Regions from separate parts of the Mus musculus genome. Here region 2 is linked to region 1. Evidence: chromatin loops called from intact Hi-C (ENCODE). Cell type or tissue: heart. All regions are shown on one strand. Links, peaks and the distances in the headings refer to the core of each region. The heading gives the core; the rest is flanking DNA. Region 1 holds the start of Tmem249 (transmembrane protein 249). Region 2 holds the start of Bop1 (block of proliferation 1).

Region 1 (8,421 bases), core at 382-8,381:
TACATGCCGCGCGTGTGGTTCAACACTAGGCGGCGCTGCGGTATTGAGGAGAGCATGAGCCACAAGCCTATAACCATGCCATAGGCAGGAAAGCACCAGGTCTCCTGATACTTCACCTGTGGGTACCAGGGATTAACGGAAGTGAGTTCTGGCAAGAGGCTCTTGTGTGGCCCTATGCAAAGAGGCTGTGGGGTGGGGTGGGGTGGGGCAGGAGCTCTGACCTCTCTCAGGACATTACAGGAAATGAAGACAAGGCAGATGATAAAGAGCATCGTCCCCTTCCAGAGCGTGTCCAAATAGTACTCGAGCACAAAGACTGAGGGCGGCATGACCCAGCACATGAGGACAGCTAGGAGCTGCCCTTAGCTCCAGGACAGTACCAGGGATTTGGGGGAAAGGGCCCGCCCAGTGGAGATTCTCCATGGTACTACCGCGTCTCCTCCCACAAGTACACCTGCCTATACCCTCCTAACCCCAGCCACCCTCCCCACTTCTGGGATCCTGACCACGCCCAGTCCCCGCCCACCATCCGGCTGTTGCTGCTTGAAGGGGTAAAAGCTGTTATTCTTGAGCTGATTGGCTAAGTGGCGCTCGGTAGAGAAGAGTCCTACGTTCCAGAGTTTGAAGTACTTAACAAGGGCGGAGAAGCGGGAGCCACTGGCCTGCTGCTCCTTGGGGACCTAATTAGGTAGATCTGGTCAGGATCCAGCTTGCCCACTGCCGCTGCCCCACTGTCTTTATACAGGGCTCCCACCCGAGACAATTCCAGGGTTGCAGCTGAGGGAAGAATCAAGAGCCGCCAGACAACAGCAGGGCAGAGAAGCAGGGAGCAGTCCAGGCTGGGCTGCCTGGGTTCTAGAAGCTCAGAGTAAAGGGTTCTAGAAGGGGCTTTTCTATTGACCACACCTATCTAGTGAGCTTGCCCTCCCTGGTTAGTCTCCACTACCTGGAAGGTAGCCTGGCTGCCTCGTGGTTGGACAACCTGAGCCCGTGCTACCAACACTGTCACTTCATGGATGCTGGTAGCTGATAAAGGTCTTTTTCTCGCTCCTACTATTTTATACCTCACTGTCTACCCTATCCTTAGACAACTGTGTCCCAAGTGAGCTAAGACACTTAACACACACACACACACACACACACACACACACAGGTTCATGCCTGCTGTAGCATACTCCATCATGTATAACCCTGTTCCTCACCCAACCACTTACTCTAAGGACCATACACAGTCTGACGTGTTGGTTTCTGCTTGTAAGCCTACCACATTGGAGGCTGAGATGGGTGAATTGTTGTGAGTCAGCCTGGGCTACACCGTGAGTTCCAAGCCAGCCTAAATTTGTGTGAAAAGGATCTCAAATAAAACAACAAAGGACTGTACAGAGTGCCTAAAAATTACTTAATTGTGGGGCTGGAGAGATGGCTCAGTGGTTAAGAGCACAGACTGCTCTTCTGAGGGTCCCGAGTTCAAGTCCCAGCAGCCACATGGTGGCTCACAACCATCTGTAATGAGATCTGATGCCCTCTTCTGGTGTGTCTAAAGATAGCTACAGTGTACTTACATATAATAAATAAATAAATCTTTTTTTAAAAAAAAACCTTTATTGTAACAAAACCTCCAACATTTCAAAGTGAAAATGAGCAGGGTAAACCTGGCTGCCCTCTAAGTGGGCTCTTTGGCAGAGGGCGGGCTGGTAAGTAGCTGCTCTAGACACCACTGGACTTCCTCCAGGCCCCGGTAGACGCGCTTCAGACCTCGGGGGAGGCAACGACAGGACTCCAGGTTAAGATACAGCAGCCCCGGGCAACCACTAATCACAGAACTGTGAACAGGCAAGCCGTGGGAAAGTGAGCTGTTGGCCAGAGAGCCCCGTCTGCCCTCACATATACCAGGCCTACCACCCCAAGCCACCCAAGCCCAAATCTAGTACTCTCGGTGTCCCCAAGGAGTTGGACGAGTGACTCGTGTCTATACCCCTCCTGGACCCTGGCAATGAGGAGTCAGGGAGCACTCCTCTGGTCCCTAAGTGAGACACGGCAGCAAGTGGTTCAAGATCCACAGAATTAGTGAACGGTGCACTGACCTGACCGTGCTTGGGGTAACTCGGGTACCCCTCAGGTTGAGGGAGCACAAGGCTGGGTGTAAGCCCCCAGGGGTGCCCGAGAAAACAGCCAGGGCCTGTTCCAAGTCCTTCTCGCTGAAGCCTTGGCCACTGAAGTCCAGCTCCCTCAGGGTGTGATACCACTTCCGGGTCAACAGGGGGCTGCCATCCTTAGCCAGGGTCAAGCCATCAGATATGCCATACAGGCCCAGGTAGAGTTGCTCCAGCTCTGAGATGGGAGAACTCGGTGTGACTATTAGGGCACTCAGTGACCACCCCCACCCCACCCCGACCCCCCCACACCTTCCCAAGCAAAGCCAGCTAGCTGACCTTGACATGGCAGATGACACAGACCGCTAGGAGTGACCCTAGCGCAGCCTCGAAGGTCCAGCATGCGCAGTTTCGGGGAGCGATGGAGCAATCGGCCCAGAACCTCATTGCTCACAAAGTTGCAGGTGGAGCCAGCCAAACAGAGCTCCTCAAGACTGGGGAAGCCTGGTCCCTGGGGCACGCCTCGGCCACACGGCTTGGGAAGCCAAATCAGATTCAGCAGCCGCAGCACCTAGGAAGAGGGAAGAAGAAGGAGGGAGGAGGGACAGGCTGCAGATATGGCAAGGGGTGGCAGGTGGGAGACAGTAGGGTATAAATACCTGCAGCTGGGGGCAGCCTTTCTGCAGGGCTTCCACAGGCAGCTGCAGGGGTGTGTTGTTGCAGTTCATGCCAGTGCTGACCTGGAGGACTTGGAGCTGTGGGCAGCAGTTGTCCTGGAATGGTGGGATAAACACTGCTAGGTCAAAGGCCTGGGCTGGTCCCCACTGAGCCCTTTTCCTGACCATCCCCAGCCTACCAGCAGTGCGCCCAAGATGGCCGTCGTCTGGGAACTGTAGGTCAGCCACAGTTTACGCATTCGGGACCCGGCCTCCTCCAAGAAGCTCACCACAGCTGTGGACTCCACCTGGGGATCCAGCCCAAAGGTGCAGCTCATGCATGTCACAAGGGCCCAGGCGATTTCAGGGTCCCCCACCCACCCACGGCAAAGGACTCACCATGGAATGATGTAGGTCCAGGCTGTGGAGCTGGCAGCAGGCTCTCGCTAACATGACCAGAGTTTCAGCAGTCACAGTGTGGCAGTCTGAAAGCTTGAGGAAGGTGAGCCGAGGGCAGAACTTGCTAACCAGCTGTAGCAAGAGATAGAGAGAGAGAGAGAGACCATCCAGGGTTGTGGAGGGCAGGTAAAGGTCTATCTACAGGGACACTGGTAGTCATGACAAGCCTATCCTATAGTCCCAGCTATGACTCCATTCTGTCCACGCCAGGCCTACATGGAAATTGCTGTCTCCTCCAGCAATTTCCTAAGATGTCAGCAAGACGAAACTGAGCAGGCAGGCAGACAACTCTGTGGTACACCACCAGGGCACCCTCCCCATAGTAGACCACTCAAACGTGACAGCTTGTGTGCAGGGCAGTCTCCAGCTCTTACCTCCAACACAGAGTGTACTTGAGACTTCCAGTGGATGAGGGTCAAGCTCTGGAGCTGAGAGAACCTGGGCGACAGCAAGGCCCGGCTGTAGTTGTGCTCTTGTCCTTACGCTGCCCCCTTCTGGACAGAATCCTCCCCTACTCAACGCGGATGCAGGGAAGACAACAGACAGTAAGATGACAAGGAGCCCTCACCGATTGGGTACGAGCCACTCCAGGCAAGCAAGGAGCTTCTTCTCTCCCTTAAGGTTGCCCTTGCCAGCCCGGCCAACCAGCGAGGGTGACAGGGTCACAGTATGCCAGAGTGAAGGATGGGAGGTGGCTTCGTGCCAGTGACGGCAAACGCGTGCAGCCCTAGGAGAAGAAAAAGTTTGCTGAGAGTGCGTGGCCTTTTGCGGGTAATGCCTACAATGGAGTGTTTTAGGAGCAGCGCAGCGGTCTTAAAGCCTGCCGTCGCCCGTTCTCAGTGCTAGGCTTTGAGCTCTAAGTGAAGACAGGTGCCGGAGCACTTGTGTTCGCCCGATGTGATGCCTGCTCTGCCCTCTGCTCTGCAGCACCCGCTCAGTGCGCCAGTCTCTACCGCGGCAGGCGCTGTTGGTGTACCTGCCAAGAAACGGCATGGGCCCATGAGCCGCAACCAACAACCCGAAAATATGCACCAGGACTTCTAAGGGAATACGGTCTCCCCAACCAGAGTCCAGGCCCTGATCGAGCGACGGCTCCGGTCGGGGTTTGGTCCTGGGCTTGGCGACAGCCGTGGGGCCACGAGCCAGTGACCTCGGAGCGCGGCGACGGGCGCGCCGGTGCGCACGAGCGCGGGGAGGCTCCAGGTCCGGCAGCACGAGCAACATGCTGTCCGCTTGCAGCAGGTGGTACCCAGAGCCGCGAGGTGCCAGGCGGTCCCACCACCAGTCCTCCGCCGAGCGGCCCCGCGCATCGGGCCGCTTGGAGCTTCGAACTCGACGTCTAACTCGCCTAGAGGCCACGGGAGCCATAGCCCCCGGGAGCTGAACTAAAAGCGGAAGGTGGGTGGGCAGAGAGGAAGGGGCGTGGCCCCTTAGCTCACTCCTTTACACTACACTTAGCTTCCGGGGGTGGGACTTCCGCCGCAGTCTAGCGCATTAGCCGGCGTCTTACTACAACCCTTTGGCTGGGGTTTGGCTGCCTTCCGGGCTAAGTGGCGTGCTCCCGGGGCTGGGCGGGCTGCTCCGGCCCCACGCCCCTGATGCACCGCACTCAGCCGAGGAGCCCAGAATCGAATCAAGTCAGCCAGCCACACCTCTTGCCGATCCACGCCGGCTGCCTGAAGTTAGCTGTCATCCAGTCTGGTTTAGCCGCGCCAAGACTTGGTCCTCCGCAAGCATCAAGGACTGGCTCTTTCGCTCATCTTCCTCCCCGGAACCATGCTTTAAGCCAGCTTCTCGCTCCCCCGCTTGCCAGTCTTGTACAGAAGGGTCCCGGTGCAGGCTCCATGGTAGGTGCAGCTCCTGATCTATCCGCCGCCTCCCTCCAGGTGCCTTGGTTTTGCAATCTGGCCACCTCAGACCCTGACTCTGCCCACTCGCATGTTTTTTTGTTTGTTTGTTTGTTTTGTTTTGGTTTGTTTTGGTTTGTTTTTTGTCTCCGTCCAGGTGAAAAAGCTTGACTCTTTTTTTCTCTAGAATAGTTAGAGAAGCTTTGGATCTACGTGGGAAAAGGGCGGACTGTTACCTTCGCTTTGTCCTGGAGGGCCCGCTTTGACCTTTGACCTAATGGCAGCACCTCCGCTGGGCCGACTGGTGCTGACCCATCTGCTGGTGGCCCTTTTCGGCATGGGCTCCTGGGCTGCTGTCAACGGGATCTGGGTAGAGCTGCCGGTAGTGGTGAAAGAGCTCCCGGAGGGTGAGTGAAGTGGGCGGAGGTAGGCTGCTGCTGTTGCTGCTCTTCGTTCCTTAGCCTGGTGCCTTTACACTATCTCCTCCTTCCACTGCAGGTTGGAGCCTCCCTTCCTACCTCTCTGTGCTTGTGGCGCTGGGAAACCTGGGTCTGCTGCTGGTGACTCTGTGGAGGCGTCTGGCTCGCGGCAAGGGCGAGCAAGTCCCCATCCGAGTGGTTCAGGGGCTAGGCATAGTGGGCACAGGCCTACTGGCCTCTCTGTGGAACCACGTGGCCCCAGTGGCAGGAAAGCCGTACTCAGTGGCCTTCCTAACGCTGGCGTTTGTGCTGGCATTGGCCTGCTGTGCTTCTAATGTCACTTTCCTGCCCTTCTTGAGCCACCTCCCACCCCCCTTTTTACGGTCTTTCTTCCTGGGTCAGGGCCTGAGTGCCCTCCTGCCCTGTGTGCTAGCCCTGGGTCAAGGGGTGGGCCGCCTTGAGTGCCTGCATGTGCCTGCCAACAGGACCACTGGGCCTCCGATCGAGGTGTCTCCCATTAATTTCCCTGAACGGTTTTCTGCCACCACGTTCTTCTGGGTGTTGACTGCCCTTCTGGGCACTTCAGCAGCTGCCTTCCAAGGCCTCCTGTTACTACTGCCATCCCCGACATCTGAACCCACAACAGGTACAGGGCTTCGGGTAGAAACACCAGGAACAGAGGAGGAAGAGGAAGAGGAAGAGGCCTCACCTTTGCAGGAGCCACCAGGCCAGGTGGCAGGCATTGTTTCCAGCCCAGACCCTAAGGCCCATCAGCTGTTCTCTTCCCGAAGTGCCTGTCTACTGGGCCTGCTGGCCATCACCAATGCTCTGACCAATGGCGTGCTGCCCGCTGTACAGAGCTTTTCCTGCCTGCCCTATGGGCGCCTGGCCTACCACTTGGCTGTCGTACTGGGTAGCTGTGCCAACCCCCTTGCCTGCTTTCTGGCCATGGCAGTGCTGTGCAGGTGCTCACGGACTCCCAAGCCCCCATGGGGAAGAGCTTGAGGTGGGCCAGGGCCTGGCACAGCCAGTCCTGATCCCAGCCCATCCTTGGCAGGTCTCTGGCAGGGCTGTGTGGTCTGTCTCTGCTGGGCATGCTCTTGGGCTCCTACCTGATGACACTGGCAGCCTTAAGTCCCTGTCCTCCTCTGGTGGGCACCTCTGCAGGTGTGGTCCTCGTGGTAAGTACAATGGGGACATGAAACAGGAACAGGGCTTGTCTCATAGCAGGGGAATTTCATGCTCAGCCCGCTGCTGCGAATCTCCCCTCTACGACACCCCGCCCCACTCCCCTTTCAGGTACTCTCATGGGTCCTGTGCGCAGGCACGTTCTCGTATATCAAGGTGGCGATCAGTTCCATGTTACACAGCGGAGGCCGGCCAGCACTGCTCGCTGCTGGCGTGGCTATTCAGGTGGGCTCTCTGCTGGGTGCGGTCGCCATGTTCCCTCCTACCAGCATCTACCGAGTATTTCGCAGCGGAAAGGACTGTGTGGACCAGTGTGGCCTCTGAACCCAGACGTGTAGGAGTTACTTCACACTTGTCTCCACCTGGAGGGTAGGAGGGATGGTCACAGTGCCTGGGTCCTGTGGCCCAAGGTGGCCACCCTACACACAGATAATATGGATATTTCACACTCCACAAGAGACCTGGCTTTGGAGAAAAGACCAGTGTGAGGACCAAAGAGCAGGCCCAGACCCAGGGATAGATTGGAGCTGCGCGGCCTTCACCCCTGGGACCTCTGTGGGATTTGCACAATAAAACATCTTCATCCAATGGGTTGTTAATCCCATGAGCACAGCTCTATGCCAGGCCTCCTTCCCTCCGTAGGCAGCCCCTCTCCCCCAGGATCCTGGTTATAGCTTCCTCCACTCGCCTAGTGGCTCTTGCAGGGCCTTGGGTGACCTCAGGACTCCTACATGATTGCTTTGCTTTTCTGGGACTACTTCGGTAGCTGAAGGCCAACTCCCAGGGCCCATGTGGGGCTGAAGCAGGATAATGCCTTCGATTGGCTGGACAAGCAGCAGGGTCACTCACTGCTCCACACCGCGTCTTCAGGGTGTGAGGGTCTGGCATGGTTGGGAAGTCAACCAACAAGGAAACTTGGGGGGGTGGTGGGGGCTGATTACACACAAGACCCTTCTGCCAAGATCGTCACCTTCAGAGTTTGGTGCAAGGTCCAGGTACAAATTTTGCTTTACTTTTTTTGTAATTTTATATGCATGGGTATTTTGCTTGAGGAGGTCAAAATTGAATATCCAATCCACTGGAACTGGAGTTACCGACTGCTATGAGGTGCCATGAGAGTGCTGGAAATTGAACCCAGGTCCTCTGGAAGAACAGTAAGTGCTTTTAACCACTGAGCCTTCTCTCCAGCCCCCAGGGCCGTTTTTTTGTTTTTTGGGGGTTTTTTTGTTTTTTTTTTTCTTTTAAAGTTCTGACCCTCTTGGGACCTTTGAACTTGACAGCATTGCTTATCAGACCTCCAGCGAATAAAGTTTCCAGCTTCTATAGTCAAAGCCACAATGTGTCCCTTTAGGTAGACACATAGCTAGCTGTCTTCCACTCAAACTCCTGGGCCTTTGCCCTGTGGCATCTGTAGGGTTGTTTCTGGGCTGAGTGGATCTAAAGCTCTCACACAAAGGACTGGAGCCTCAGGTAGAACTGGGAAGATCCTTTGAAGCTATGAGGGTCTGAAGGCCATGCCAGGGTGAGAGCCTGGGTTTCTGCCTTCTCTCTGTCTTAGGGCAGACTAGAGAGAGAAACCTGTGAGGGACACACAACACCAAGTGTGTACCAGGGTGACTTTGAACTCACAGGAGTTGCGTGGGAGAAGGGGATTTCCACCCGGTTCTTTCAGATGATCTTTCTGAACGTTAACACTTCTGTCCTCGAATTGGCCGCCTGGCTTTGTTTTCCTCCTGGCCTCCAGACCTAGTCAGGATCA
Region 2 (8,421 bases), core at 135-8,134, 62 kb before region 1:
TTACCACGAGGACAAAGCAGCCCATGGGGACATTACACGGCCCTGGAAACAGGCTTTGATAGCCCCGAACTACCATCTCAGGACCGTAACACAAGTGACAGTGCTCTGCACGCTCTCACCAGAACTCAATATACAGCTTCCTAGGGTAGAATGTAGCAGACCCTGTAGGATACACATCCCTCTGCCCCACAAGATGACACTACAGAACAGGGACACATGATCCTTCTTTACCCAGCCTCACCTCTGACTTCCATGTGCGACTGTTTGACAGTGTGCAGCTCTGAGACAGGTAGGGAGCAATTGCTCCCTCCTTCACAGTCTATGACAGAAGACAAGTAGGGAGCAGGGAGGCAGGGGAAGGGCGGGACTCGGGAAGCTGAGAGAATTCCTGGTCCCAGACACCCACAGCTCCAAACTCCACACTCCACCAGATGGCGCTAACACTTGATCTCCAAGCCTGTCAAGATACTTCCTAGTAGCTAATCTCTGCTATGCCCCAGAGCATACTGCGGACCCCAGCAAGGCATTCTTGCTAGAGGCAACACTAAGTCAGAACTCAGAACTCTCCAGTTAATGTCAGGGCTATTACCTTTTCTTACATTCTTGCATGTCAAAAGTATGAAGCAGTGAGAAAACGGGGTGGGCGATGGGGGTGGAGGGGTTATGATACACAGACGGACAGCACACCATACACATACCTCAACATAAATGTTTTAAAATTTGTTTTATTTTATGTGTATGCATGTTTGCCTGCATGTATGTCTGTGCACTACATGCCTGCTTGGTCCTTGTGGAGGCTAGAAGAGGGCACTGGATCTAAAACTGGAGTGACGGGTGGTTGTGAACTACCATTAGAGGTACTGGCAATCAAACCCAGGTCCTCTGGAAGAACAGAGAGTGTTCTGAACCAGTGAGCCATCTCTGCAGTACTCTCTCAAATATACGCTTTTTAAAAAGCAAAACCGCCCATTATAGTGGCACATGCCTTTAATTCCAGCTCTTGGGAGGCAGAGATGGGTGGATCTCAAGTCCAAGGCCAGCCTGGTCTCCAGAGTGAGCTCCAAAGCTACACAGTGAGACTCTGTCTCAAAAGAAAAAAGAAAGAAAAAAAAAATCAAGTATAGGGGGACAGGTCAACAGACATTAATGGGAAGAAATGGCCACACAGTCACAAATCTACTCAACACCAAATAAGAACAAGACAGCACCACCTGAGGTGTGGTGGAGCTCCTGCCTCCCTCGAAAGATGTCCTGGGATCAAATCCCTAGAACCAGCTGGGCAGAGGTGCCGCACACCTTTAATACCAGCACTTGGGAGGCAAAGGCAGGCGGATTTCTGAGTTCAAGGCCAGCCTGATCTACAGAGTGAGTTCCAGGACAGCCAGGGCTACACAGAGAAACCCTGTCTCGAGGAAAAAAAGAAAAGAAAAACAAAAAACAAAAAAAAACTTCCCTAGAACTCACAGTAAGGACAAGGGAAGGGAGACAGAGAAAGGAGAAGGAAGAAACAGGAAAGGGGGGGGCCGTGGGGGTGGTTATGAGGTCACTGGTGAAGTGGCTCTGGGTAGAGAGAGAGAGAGATCCTGACTCAGTCAAATAAAGTGGCCAGGAATCAAGGAAGATCCAGTATTAAGCCAGGCTCCACTCGTACCCACCCACACACGTGAACGACTCTACTTATACACCAGCCACACCAAAACAAAGCAAACAAGAAACAAATAAGAAACCTACAAAAAAGAGAGAGAGAGAATAGTAAGCCCCCAATCTTACAAAGACCATGGTCAGCACTTCTTCAACCTACCATACCCAGACGATCTAGGCCTGGCTTCTTGGTTTCCAACCTGACAGCAGACATGATTAACCAAGGTCATGATTCCAAAACGACAGGGCCACTGAAGTGTAAACCATTACAAACTAGTTTGCAGAAAGCTTTAAACTGCTGCTGTATTTTAATCAAATTAAACTTTTCTTTCATTTTTATCAAACAAAGAGCAGAATACAGTCTTCCCCATCAGTACAGCAAACAACTGCCTCAGCTTCCAAGGCCCACGGGCAGCTATGCTGGCCTCTGGTCTCTCCTGCTTTTTCTGCTGAACATCCTCCCTCGCAAACACGTACCACTGGCACCCCTAGCAGGAGCATCCCATCTCAGGCTCTGTCTCTAGAAAACTCAAGACGATCCCTAGACCAGTGTCAGCCCGTTGTCCCATAGAGGTGGTCTGAGAATTGTCTGACGAGCAAAGACATGAGCACGTGGGCATTCGTCATTCTCAGGAAAGGCACAGACAACTGAGGTTACAAACCCTGGAGCTCAAATGTGTGACGAGGGACGGATAGAGGACCAGGTTCCCGAGGACACCACGAAGGGGACAGTGTGAAGCGGACAGCTCCCAGGCAGGCACTTCCTCTTTCTGGCCATCCTCATGTGCAGGAGAGCCCATGGAAGCTGGTCCCTCACCCACCTGTGCCAGCTCCTCAGAGGTCTCCTCTGCCCTATGGTTGTCTTCGTCACCGCTGGATCCGGCCACTCCTTCAGTGTCTTCCTCACTCGAGTCACTGCCCAAATCTTCGAGGCCTGAAAACACACTCTCCTCGCTGTCAGAGAGACTGGAGTCAGGATCGCTGAGGAGAGGAGGCTGCAAGGAATCAGAGGGTTTAATAACTGCCACCTGGAAGCAGGTGCCTCTGGTCACACACTTCCGTCTGCGCCGAAACCACTCACCCGGCCTGGAACCCTCCTCCTCTCCTGCCTCTGTGGACAGAACCTGCCCTCGGAGCAGACACACCAGTCCCCAGAGCCGTGCAACAAACAGAGGGAACCTTTCAAGAACACACTGGCTTTGTGGGGATCAGTTTCTTCTCACTGTGCCACCAAAACCAAGTTTCCTCCACGGACACACTCCACACCCTACTGTCACCTAAGGGTCCTGAAACTGACACCAGCTTGGAATGGGACCCTGGGCCTGGGGGGGATTAGAACTCCCTGGAGGCTCTGACCAGCTGCAACAGGAGGCTTCTTTACCCTGACGACCAGGACCAAGCCCTGACGGACAAGTCGGAAAGCTGAAGATTAGCAAGATAAGCCTATGTGTTGGTTTGAATGACAAGAGCCCCCCACCCCCCTATACGCTCATACATTTGAATGTTTGGTTCCCAGGGGATGGATTGCTGAAGAAAAATTAGGAGGCGTTGGTAGGTCACTGGGCGTGGGCTCTGAGGCTTCAAAAATCCACATCAAGCCTAGAATCCCTCCCTCTTCCTCTCTCCCAGCTCATCAAGATATAAGAGAAGCTCTTAATTGCTGCTCCAGCACAATACTCTCTGCCATGGTGGTCAAGGACCAACCCGCTAAAACTGCAAGCAAGCTTCCAAGTAAGCTCTTCCTTTGATAAGGTGCCTTGGTCTTGGTGTTTCATCCCAGTGCCAGACAAACAAACCATCTGCTGTCTTTTTTTTTTTTTTTTTGAACAGAGAATCCTGTGAGTACAGCCCTAGAGGCCACTTTACAACGAACACAATAAGACATTCAAGCATTGTGAACAGTTTTCTATCACTGACCTCCAAAAGTTGAACAAGTACTTGAACACTGGAGGAAGCATGTGACTGCACCTAGTACTCACACTGTAGACCAAGCTGACCTCGAACTAACGGAGGTCATCTGTCTCTGTCTTCTGAGTGCTGGGATTAAAGATGGGTGCCAATGCCGCTGGCTAGTTCTTGTCTACCTGAGTGGCCTTCGCTGCCAATCATCACAGTGATCACCTGAGTTTCCATAGATGTCACACTGACATTCTCTTATTATTGACATCTCTAAAACTACGCTACTTGTCATACTAACAAGTAAAAGTACTGCACGCAGTTAGGGCATAAACAACTGACTATTAAAGGCTTACTGCCTAGAACTACACAGAGGGAAAAGCTTAGGGGCGTTTCATAAAACAAAGGGACAACTTACGTAGTGGTTCTCAACCAGTGGGTCACAATCCCTCTGGGGCGAGCAACCCTTTCATAGACTATCCTGCATATCAAATAATTACGATTCATAACAGTAGCAAAATTACAGTTATGTTTTCTTTTTGGTTTTTTCGAGACAGGGTTTCTCTGTGTAGCCCTGGCTGTCCTGGCACTCACTTTGTAGACCAGACTGGCCTCGAACTCAGAAATCCACCTGCCTCTGCCTCCCAAGTGCTGGGATTAAAGGCGTGTGCCACCACCACCCGGCAAAATTACAGTTATGAAGTAGCAGCGAAAATGATTTTGTAGTTGGGAAATCACCGCAACACGAGGAACCGTATTAAAAGGGCCACAGCATTAGGAAAGTTGAGAACTTTGAGGATCCAATTCAGTGGAGTCAGCTGTGCATGCCTTCTACCACCTACATTTGATGAATGTAGCAAGCCTACTGAGCTTAGCAACATGGACTAGCAATGGTTCCATGACAACCAGTTCTGGATGCCCTGGGTTCCAATCAGACTTCCATAATCTCAAGTCCTCTTTTGATTCACAACACACCTGACATGCTGGCTTGGTAGCACAGCACGAGCGCAATTACAACCTTTCCCAGGACAGGAAGCACAGATGGAAGGTCCAGAGACTATGGTGAGGGGACTCTTAAAGGTCTCTCCCTTAACACGGTTCAAGCCACAGAACTATCCCCCGGGTTCCAGCGCCCCTCGGCGCAAGTAATGTTCTGCTGAGAGTTCCAAAATAACAGCCCAGACTGGACGATCAGGCTCTAGGCGACCCACACGACACTACACGCTGCGCCACGGCCCGGCCTCCCTGGTCTTGCCAAGTGCCTGCATGGTTCCCAGAGGGATGCTGTCCGCTACTTGGAAGTTACCTCTTGTATCTGCAGCTCCTGATCAGGTTCCAAACGTCGTTTCCCCGGCAGCGATGCCGGTGACATGTGGGGCTTACCACACGCCCCCGCCATGCTGCGCCGCGCCGGCTACCGATCTACTGCCGCTTCCGGCAGCGGGAGCGCCTCGTGTGCCCCCAGCCAGGCTCCGCCCTACCAGGCTCTGATTGGTGAGCAGCCCGGGTGAAGCCATCTTGCGCAGGCGTAGGGTGCGGCGCAAGGGCTGGGCCGGCAAAGTAGGCAGGGGAGATCACGGCGCCTGCGCACAGAGGCTACAGGTCTGGCCCTAGCGAGAGCGCGCCGGTCGCAAGATGGCTGCGGCCATGCGAGGCCTTGCTGTGTGTGCGCAGCGGGCGGCGGAGCGGCCCGGACGGCAGGGGCAGCGACGACACTAGCTCAGCCTTCAGCCACTCTTCTAAAAGGCCACCCCAGCCTCTGCCTGCTTTCGTCCGAGATGGATCTGGCCGTGGGCCCCGGTGCAGCGGGGCCCAGCAACGTCCCGGCCTTCCTAACCAAGCTGTGGACCCTCGTGAGCGACCCGGACACAGACGCGCTCATCTGCTGGAGCCCGGTAGGAGCTGGCATGGGCCGGAGCGGCCTTCGAGGGAGGGTCCTGTGGCGGGAGGGGACCTGCTTCGGAGAAAGCGGCCTGCGAGTTAGTCGGGCTCGCCCGGGTTCAGCCATCCTGGCATCCTAGAGGGAGGACGCCGCTGTCTGGGGAGGAAGTGCGCCCCGCCCCCAGAGCCACTCACGGAGAGTAGGCCGAGACCCCAAATCATCCTACATTTCACCCGGACAATAAGGACGGGGCTTCCAGTACAGGGTCTTTGCTCACAGAGAAATAGTTCCCAGAGTCCGTCTGCGTTTCTGCTTTTTAGGCAATCATTCAGAATAAGTGGAAGGCCTAAGGAATGCATGAGAGAAGAGCGAGAATAGGAGGATGTGGAGCCTAAGCTCAGCCCCGATAGTCTCCAGACGCCAGAGCAGTTTTGCCCGGCCCTCCAAGGGCCGTGTCGAACCCTGTTCTGTTGCCTGGCAGCGGACTGTGTACACCGCACACCCTGCTGGCCCTGCATCTCTGGCTGGCTTGCAGAGGTCGTTCCGTGTTTGTGTTAAGTTGGAAAGTAGAATCTGCTGTTCACATGTGGATTCTGAGGGCCAGAGCGCGCAGAGCTAGCCGATGGTGGTGGCCTGAAGACAGGCCACCCTGATTCAATGGGAACCTTTGGAGGGATGGAGGCGGCTAGGTGCCACCACCTTGACCTTCTGCAAGCCAAATCTGGCGGGTCTCTCGGTCTCTGCGGAGCACTGCCCCCTCGCACAAGTTTCTTAAGCTGGCAAGAATGGAGAAAAGGCCTGGGTGGCAGATGGAGGCCAAGGCTTCTGGCTCTCAGTTGCCTGTTTGTTTAAACTCTGCTCTGCCTAAAGGGTGTTTTGGGAATAAAGAGAAGACTAGAAAGCACGGAACTTCACTTTTCACGAGACGGTCTTTGTGATTATCCCATGGGCTATCCGTGGGCCGCGTTGTTTTCCTGAATGCCATATTCAGTTCACAGCCTGTCCTGGATTTCATACACCTGGGCAGAGAGTATGATCTTACCTTTCTATCTTTCCCCAATTTACCCCCCTCTGTTTTCTTTGACTGAAGGGGAGCTTTCTTACCTAGGTCCAGTAGGACTACCAGGTAGCCTCTGGAATAGTCTGAGCTTAATCCTATTAGGAAGATCCATCCTGTCTGCTGTTTCTGCTTATAGATTGGTACAAATGTGGGCGAGGTGTCAGTGTAGGTTCTTCCAGGACAGGGTGTTCTGATGAGGGCCTCTCAGTGTGAGGATGGAGCTGATCTGCCCTGTCACCTCCTTCCATCCACACAGCTGCAACTCATCTGTGAGCCTTGTTAGCGTGCTGGGAGTCATGGGCAAGTAGTCTGTACTGAGCAGCAGTGGACTGCTATAAGACACGCTGTAAGCAGTGGAGCTGGTATAAGAGACGGTGGTCAGTGGGAGCTGGCATGACCCTGAGTACAAAAAACAAGCTCTGACGTAGAAGTAGAAAAAAGAAAACCCTTGTCTAGGCCATCCAGGGACAGCAGAGCTTCTTGGATCTGGCTGTCTGTTCACAGGTAGGAATTCATGCTCCTGACCCGTGGCCTGTGGGGCATGTACATTGTCTTGGTAGCCTCTTAACAGCATTCCCTGCGGGCCCACTGATCAGGAAGTTTGAGGTCCACATTCTTACTCAAACTTGCAGATAAAAATTGTCTTACCCTTCTCAGGCATATCCTCCTCCTTGAGGGGCCAGGGAGCCTGTCTAGCCCCAAAAGTCTTTGAGCTTTGCTCGGTTCGGCTCCTCATTCCTGCTACAGGAGACAGAACAGATCTCTACCTTTCTCCAGTTCCATGGTTCCACTCCCCGTCCCCGGCCCGCCTTCAGTTACAGGTGCTCCACAAGAACCTCAGGCCATCCAGAGGGTTCCTCAGTCAGGTCCCACGGGACAGCACACCCTTGACCAGATTTAGGATCCCAGTAAGATCCCTGCAGGCGCGTGAACGTGGGTGTGGATGGTCCTCTCTCAGTAGGCTTCTCTTTTTACCCTGTACCAAAGGTGCCTCCAGATTCCGTGCCCAGAGATGCAACAAGTAGGTCGGGACAACAAGTAGGTCGGGCTAAACAGTGAATCCATAGGGTCATTTCTCAATCCTGGCTTTCTCTCTGTGCTTCCTGTGTCCCCTCGGTCAGACACTTGCTAGCATTGTTGGAGAGCCACCTCGGTGCATTTTGAAATGGGGAATGAAGCCCAAATAAAAAAGCCAAAGCTTAGAACCTGTATCTAGCTTTATCCAAATTTTGTAAGATCATTTTGCCCCACCCGTTTTAGAAATATTAAAAAGAAACATGAGAAATAAGTTTGTCTAACTCAAAAGAGTACAGATGGTGGTAGTTTGTGTGTGTGTGTGTGTGTTTTAATTTTCTTCTAGTTTTTAGAAGGTGAATGTTTTTGTGTGTGGTGTGGTTTTGTGTGGTGTGTGTGTGTGCGTGTCACTGAACTTGGAACTTGCCTTTAGTCAGCTTGACTGGCTGGTCAGCAAACCCCAACAATCCTTTCGACTCCACACGGTGCTGGGCCTGCAGACACGCACAGCCACACCCAGCTTTGCATGGGTACTAGGGAATCCAAATTCAGACTCGAATGCTTCCTACTTAACCATCTCTCCATCTCCTGAGCGTGTTTAACCTACTACCCAACCCAAGCAGTGTCGTTCTACTAGGTGCAAAGAGATGGAGACCAGGCCCCACTTGCCCTTTGTCCTGGCTTTGGTCTGCTAGCCCCAGGAGCTACCTGAGGGGCTTGAGAACCAGGAAGACGGCCACATGATTTGTGCCAAACAAGTGCTGGGGCTGGGAGAGACTGAAGCCTTAAATAGTCAGGGAGGTAAAAAAAGAAAAGAAAAAAAGGAATGAAGTCTCATTTTTAAGATATCCCCTGCTCTTTGGTAGCCTTTCCAGTGCAGGATCTTCGTGAATTTTGTTGCTAGGTGCCTCTCTGGTCTCACCCTAAT

The links. A loop is a pair of places that touch in the nucleus more often than their neighbours do. Peaks named below come from ENCODE experiments on the same cell type or tissue, not always from the same donor. Only the 100,000 strongest peaks of a DNase experiment are listed, where the experiment ranks them.
Region 2: a loop joins it to region 1, with 2.8 times the contacts of the local background. A loop is called at or near these places in 8 of 42 quality-filtered maps.

Annotation. Positions count from the first base shown.
Region 1 is chr15:76,534,141-76,542,561 of GRCm38, forward strand. Tmem249 (transmembrane protein 249) reads right to left here and starts at 857. Exons shown (of 6, transcript NM_001378247.1): 1 at 755-857; 2 at 527-680; 3 at 222-316; 4 at 1-116. The coding sequence starts at 272. Fbxl6 (F-box and leucine-rich repeat protein 6) reads right to left here and starts at 4,606. Exons shown (of 9, transcript NM_013909.2): 1 at 4,185-4,606; 2 at 3,777-3,935; 3 at 3,583-3,646; 4 at 3,149-3,280; 5 at 2,950-3,057; 6 at 2,753-2,866; 7 at 2,433-2,664; 8 at 2,085-2,331; 9 at 1,583-1,823. The coding sequence starts at 4,576. The coding sequence ends at 1,664. Slc52a2 (solute carrier protein 52, member 2) reads left to right here and starts at 4,690. Exons shown (of 5, transcript NM_029643.4): 1 at 4,690-5,055; 2 at 5,243-5,462; 3 at 5,554-6,439; 4 at 6,532-6,655; 5 at 6,774-8,421. The coding sequence starts at 5,333. The coding sequence ends at 6,986. In heart, for the core only: CTCF peaks have their summits at 2,229, 3,713 (motif pointing left) and 4,556; DNase peaks (open chromatin) are centred at 621, 3,771, 4,691, 5,581 and 2 weaker places; H3K4me3 peaks cover 3,942 bases; H3K27ac peaks cover 2,501 bases.
Region 2 is chr15:76,472,286-76,480,706 of GRCm38, forward strand. Bop1 (block of proliferation 1) reads right to left here and starts at 4,964. Exons shown (of 16, transcript NM_013481.2): 1 at 4,844-4,964; 2 at 2,463-2,636. The coding sequence starts at 4,936. It overlaps Hsf1 (heat shock factor 1), which reads left to right and starts at 5,077. Exons shown (of 13, transcript NM_001331154.1): 1 at 5,077-5,432. The coding sequence starts at 5,316. In heart, for the core only: a CTCF peak has its summit at 434 (motif pointing right); DNase peaks (open chromatin) are centred at 406, 2,356, 5,076 and 5,546; H3K4me3 peaks cover 2,911 bases; H3K27ac peaks cover 2,314 bases.